2 separate regions of the Homo sapiens genome follow, and region 1 is linked to region 2. A link is a contact called in ENCODE Hi-C or POLR2A ChIA-PET data. All regions are on one chromosome and are shown on one strand. The core of a region is the stretch at or near the end of the contact, and the rest is flanking DNA. Distances in the headings are between cores, read along the strand shown.

Region 1 (2,849 bases), core at 346-2,845, 100 kb before region 2:
TGTGTCCCCACCCAAATCTCACCTTGAATTGTAATAATCCCATGTGTCAAGGGCAGGGCCAGGTGGAGATAACTGAATCACGGCGGCAGTTGCCCCCATACTATTCTCGTGGTAGTGAATAAGTCTCAGGAAATCTGATGGCTTTATAAATGGGAGTTCCCCTGCACAAGCTCTCTTGCCTGTCACCATGTAATTTGTGACTTTGCTCCTCATTCGCCTTCCGCCATGATTGTGAGGCCTCCCCAATCATGTGGAACTGTGAGTCCATTAAACCTCTTTCTTTATAAATTACCCAGTCTCGGGTATGCCTAATAAACTAGTACTCCAGATGCAATCTGGTCCAAGATGATAGTTAGGAGAAGATGACCAGACTATTTACAGGTTTTTTTGTTTTTTGTTTTTTGTTTTTCATTTCCCTGGGGACACTAAGTGATGCCTCTTCGGATTATCTGAAAATGTGGGCACTCTGTATGGCAAGATGGAACTGGCTGTCTTTAAGGAAATAGTTTCAACTGTTCATGCCTCTGTTTCTCCCTTCATAAAGTTGGTTACTGAGCCTGCATTCTAAAGTGCCTGTTGTGGCCGGGCATGGTCCCTGTAATCCCAGCACTTTGAGAGGCCAAAGTGGGCAGATCACTTGAGGTCAGGAGTTCGAGACCAGCCTGGCCAACATAGTGAAACCCCGTCTCTACTAAAAATACAAAAAATTAACTGGGCATGGTGGCGTGTGCCTATAATCCCAGCTACTCAGGAGGCTGAGGTGAAAGAATCGCTTGAACCCAGGAGGCAGAGGTTGCAGTGAGCCGAGATCGTGCCACTGCACTCCAGCCTGGGTGACAGAACAAAACTTCATCTCAAAAAACAAACAAACAAATAAAGTGCCCATTGTGTCTGAGTCTTAAGGCAAAGAGTGACCCCGTGAATATTCTTAGCTTTGGACAAGAAGGTCAAACTTAAATGTAAAGTCTTCTTAATAAGTAGTATTTCTGATTTTATTTCTTAATAAGTAGTATCTCACCTGGGAAGGTGAGTGGACACTAATTTCTTTTGTAAATCAATGGACAGAGAAATACAGTCCTTGACTTTCTACCTGACCCACACAGAAGCAGCTCTGTCTTGGCCTTTTGAATACCTTTTGGATATGTTGGCCTTTTGAATACCTGAACTGATCCTCTGCCTTTTCTTAAAATTTGACATAATCAAACACCAAAACAGCTTGAAGTATTTGTACGAGTAGTTGAATCCTTTAGTGCCTAATGTCAGGGAAAATCTCCCGTTGAGTCAGGGAGAAGGATGGAAACTGCTTGTTAAACTATCTCTGGTACCAGGAAAAGAAAACACAAAACTACTTCTCTGGCTTTCTTTCTTTCTTTTTTTAATTTAATTTAACTGCTCTAGGTCTAGATCCTCATCTTGTCTAACTCTAACTTGAGCAACCTCTCCAGTCAATAGTGAAAGCAATGGTGTTTAGCTCTGTTTCCTTATATGGCAGGGAATGACAATGTGCTTGTCTAGTTGAACTGCAGTATGGCTCCCTGACAAATTATAATGACTGGTTACGGAAACCTCCTGCTCTGGTTTCCATCGCTTTCTTGGGGGAAGACACAGAGCAGATAGCTGTAGAGAATTGGAGAGGGTTGGAGTTAGGGAGGAGCTTTGAACAGCTCTGGCATTTTCCAGCAGTGTGACTTTGGGCAAGTTATTTGATTTACTTTACTGCTCTGAGAGAGCAGTCCTCAACCAGAACAGTGCCTGTCACATAGCTAGTATGCCAGCAAGGTAGCTGAATGAGCTAGCTTATCTTCTCAACCATCCTTAACCTGTGAGGACTTCAGATAACTATCAATCCATTGCTCTTCAGTCTCTCTCCCAAGTTCAGTACTTTTTCTCCAGATAAATTCCAATTTCCTTCTCCCCTCCCTCCTCTTCCCCCTTTTCCCTTCCTCCCTCTCTGTCCTCTCCTTTCTCTCTCTCTCTCTCTCTCTCTCCTTATTTCTTTTTCTCTTTTCCTCTCCCTCCCTCTTTTCTTACTCCCTCTCATTCCAGGTCTAAAACACTGAAAACCTGCAAAACAACCCAATCTCAGGAATAATACAACTCTTTAGCTATACTAGATAAAATGATTTAAAATGTTAAAGGCAGCATAGATTTGTTGATAAGGGCAAGCAGGTAAACCTTCTGGTTGGAAAGGACAGTGGAAGTTGTCTGCTTCTGTAGAGCAGCGAGGTTCGTGCTTCAGAGACAGAAATATCTATTTAGAAAGTCTGTAAGCTGATCTGAAATAGGACTTCCTAGAACTTGTATCTATTGGTCCTAGTCTTACCTCCTGGAGACCCCAAATGTAGAAGCAGTGAGCCCTTTTTAATCTGTCTACAGGATGGCCTAGAGGAGGCAACAGGGGACAGTGTGTGGCTAAGCCCCACGCTAACAGGTAGCCTCCACAGGAAATCACAGCCAATAGCTGACCATTTGTAATTGAGTGTCTATCATGTACGTGCAAAGCAGTTTCAAGATATTACTTCTAGTAGTTGTGACAACTACAAAGTGGAGGAGAAATCATCCCCATTTTGTAAGTGAAAAAAGTGGTAAATTTGAGATTCAAACTCAAGTTCTCCTGACTCCAAAGTTTGTTCTCAAATAGATCTCAATTCTTTCTAGAGCCACATACAAAAGAGGAGTCTCAGTGACGTGGAGTAACTAGCAAGAGGCAGCATAGCACAGTGGTAAAGAAGGTGGGCAGTGCCTCCAGATTATCCCGGGTTTAGATCCTGACCCAGCTACTTACTAGCTGTGGGACCTTAGCTATATTACTTAATCTAATCGTAACTCAGTTTCTTCATCTGTAAAAT
Region 2 (2,884 bases), core at 70-2,569:
TTGTTTTACTTTGTATTTAATAATAGCTCTGCATTCTTTTCTTTATCTGAAATCAAGGCTCATACCTGCATCATGCGTTCACTTTGGGAGTAAAATTTATGGCCGAACTTGCCATGGGGTTAATTGCTTTTCATTAACTTCATACTTCTTAATTATTACAAATTATTTGCCTGTACTAGAAATAGTTCCATCCTGTGCTCCAAATTTACTAGCCTGCAATTGCAACCAGAAACGGGAAGTCTTGGATTGCCGGTGCTTGGGGAGTGAGGTTCCCAGCTTTATGCATCGGAGTCTGACCAGACTGAGGGTAGGAAGACGGTGGGTAATTCTAGATCTTTAGACTTCAAAGCCCAGATTAGGGCCCGTAGGCCAAATAAAAATTGAATTTAGCTTTTCTGAGCCATAGACTGTTCTGTGTCTCAATTCTCAAATCTATAAAGTGGAGTTAGGAAGACAGAAAGACACGATGTGTATATTTAATAACAAGTTTACTTTAAAATCAGTTTGAAAAACCTATACTTCACATAATGAGTGGGGTTTCAAAAGCAAGAAAGAGAAAAAGTATACCCACCAAAGGGGAGGGCAGAATAAATCCCAATGGAAAATTTGTGCCTTTCTGTGGTTGGAGTCATTTGGTCAAGAAATGATGAAATTACAAATTTCTGAAAAGGGCGTGTGTGTCGGAGTTCCTGAGGTCCAGTTCTCAGCATGGTACTTGGGCAAGGCCAGTGTTGAACTCTGAGGAAGAATAAAGAGAAGGAAGTGGTCACGACCAGCATTCTTTGCCAAAACAGCAGTGCCTCCATGGCCTCGTACTGCCCATGAGTCTCTTCATCTCATGGATTTGAAGCAAGCTCTCTCAGCAAGCCTGTACACCCATTGTCCCTTGCAATGTGATTCGTCCTTTGACTCCTTAGATGGGAATGGTTGGTAAAAAGGGAATCGCAGCTGGAGGTTTGTGGGAACTGGCATATTCAGACTACACAAAGGCCCTGTGTGTGCAGACACAGCCACAGCTGTGGGAGCCAAGGGCCTGGCAATGGGGAGAAGTAGGTATTTCTCAGTGCAGGAAAGCATTCCTGTCCGTGCTCACAATCCATCTGGTATTGACTTTGAACTCACACGCAGAAAAAAGGAATGAAGTCGGCCCAGCAGCTGAGCCCAGAATCAGCTGGGAGGACATTCAAAGTTCCCTGTAAGGGAGCGTGGATGGACAGAGGAGGACAGGGATTTGTAGCCACTTCTGCAATCGCTCTGACCATTGCCAAGTGGGCTAGCAGCAGCAGATGTTCCAGCAGGAGGGCAGTGTCTGTGCCCAGCGGCAGGGCCATTGTCCTTGCTGGAACCATCTCACACTGTTCACTGAGTCTTGTTCTCAGCTGACTGGCTTTCCAAGCTTAACTCTCTTGGCTTTCCCAAAGAGTCTGTGAGCCACCCAATATCCTTTAACAAATTCCTTTTCTGTTTAGACTAGCTAGACTGGTCTTTACAGTTTTTAATGGAAGGCCCTGGCACTGATAGCTTTCGAAGGCTGGAGCTCTATGGCTTTTAATACTCCATGCTAAAGAAAACACAATTTTTTGCTTTGTTTTATTTTCTGCAAATAAAATGTCTTGTTCTCCTCTTCCTATGTGTGTATTTATATAGTTCAGTTAGGCTTTAATATACAAGCTCTGAATTCTCCAAATACCAAAGCAGACAGTTTAAGAAAAGAAGGAAAGCAAACGCCTATTTCTCCCACTTTCAAAAGCACACACTTAAATTTTGTGTGGAAAAAAAATCTAAGCTCTCTAGCTCCACTCGGTGTCCTGTTGAACTGGTGTGGCACCATGTTACTCTTTCAGAGAATGAAAATGAAACTTGCTCACTGTAGCTTCATTGAACCACTTTATTCTTTGACCAATTTTGGATGGGTATTTTAATTAAAAATTTTTTTCAGCCAGGCACGCGGTGGGCTCACGCCTGTAATCCCAGCACTTTGGGAGGCCAAGGCAGATGGATCACGAGGTCAGGAGATCGAGACCATACTGGCTAACACGGTGAAACCCCGTCTCTACTAAAATTACAAAAAATTAGCCTGGTGTGGTGGCACACGCCTGTAATCCCAGCTACTCAGGAGGCTGAGGCAGGAGAATAGCTTGAACCCAGGAGGTGGAGGTTGCAGTGAGTTGAGATCAAGCCACTATACTCCAGCCTGGGTGACAGAGCGAGACTCTGTCTCAAAAAAAAAAAAAATTAAACTAAAAACAGTATGGGACAGTGGCCAAGAGCGTGGGCTTTGGAGTTAGGTCAACTTGGATTTGAATCTTGCTGCAGCTATATACTAGCTTTGCGACTGTGTCTTGCTACTCAGGTTTTGTGAGGCTCATCTGTAAGATGAATATAATAAAAATGTTCACCTCAGAATATTATTGTGAGGATTAAACAAGATCCAAGACCTGGCTTAAATTGCCATTAGAGAATGACCCAGGGGAGCTTATTCATTGTAGCTAAATGATAAAATTTAAAATCAAGATTTAAATGCTTTCAGAAGGGGTGCATTTAGAAACACTGAAGTCTCCTTGTTACTCTCTTTTTAAATATGATAGGAATTACAATTCTTATAGAGATTATGCTACACAATGATCTATGTTTACACAAGAACGTAAATGTTGTCTTGGAGAGATTACATGCTCAGATGGCAGAAGCTCTTCAGTGGCAATGAGGGCATGGGCTACTGGGCTACTCTTTGGCTTGGAAGACCTTTCCTGTCTTCCGTTCACCCTACCATGGCTCAATTTGGCTTCTGCCTACCTCCCCAATCCCATCCTACACCACTTCAGCCTTCACTACTGACCTTAGCTGTTGTCTGTTGCCTAAACACCTTCTTCAAGTTGTTCAGGTT

Evidence for each region. A loop is a pair of places that touch in the nucleus more often than their neighbours do. ChIA-PET counts read pairs that join two places held with the same protein, here RNA polymerase II (POLR2A). Pooled maps may share reads with other maps.
Region 1: POLR2A ChIA-PET joins it to region 2 with 25 read pairs in AG04450. The contact joins two enhancer-like sites. A Hi-C loop is called at or near these places in 5 of 168 maps with a recorded cell type or tissue (aorta, posterior vena cava, sigmoid colon and 1 more) and 6 of 50 pooled maps. POLR2A ChIA-PET finds 5 or more read pairs at or near these places in 6 of 52 experiments (AG04449, AG04450, BJ and 3 more).

The regions. Positions count from the first base shown.
Region 1 is chr7:134,789,222-134,792,070 of GRCh38, reverse strand. The region is part of intron 1 of CALD1 (caldesmon 1); the gene reads right to left. All of the region lies in intron 1 of LOC124901750 (a long non-coding RNA gene), which reads left to right. Among named protein-coding and RNA genes, the nearest start is that of CALD1, 11 kb to the right of the region's middle. Within about 2 kb of position 1,595, at least 6 of the 41 ENCODE cell types and tissues checked have a DNase peak (open chromatin) inside an H3K27ac peak, as active enhancers do; they include sigmoid colon, where a contact is called at or near this core.
Region 2 is chr7:134,689,111-134,691,994 of GRCh38, reverse strand. The region is part of intron 1 of LOC124901750 (a long non-coding RNA gene); the gene reads left to right. Among named protein-coding and RNA genes, the nearest start is that of BPGM, 44 kb to the right of the region's middle. Within about 2 kb of position 1,319, at least 7 of the 41 ENCODE cell types and tissues checked have a DNase peak (open chromatin) inside an H3K27ac peak, as active enhancers do; they include sigmoid colon, where a contact is called at or near this core.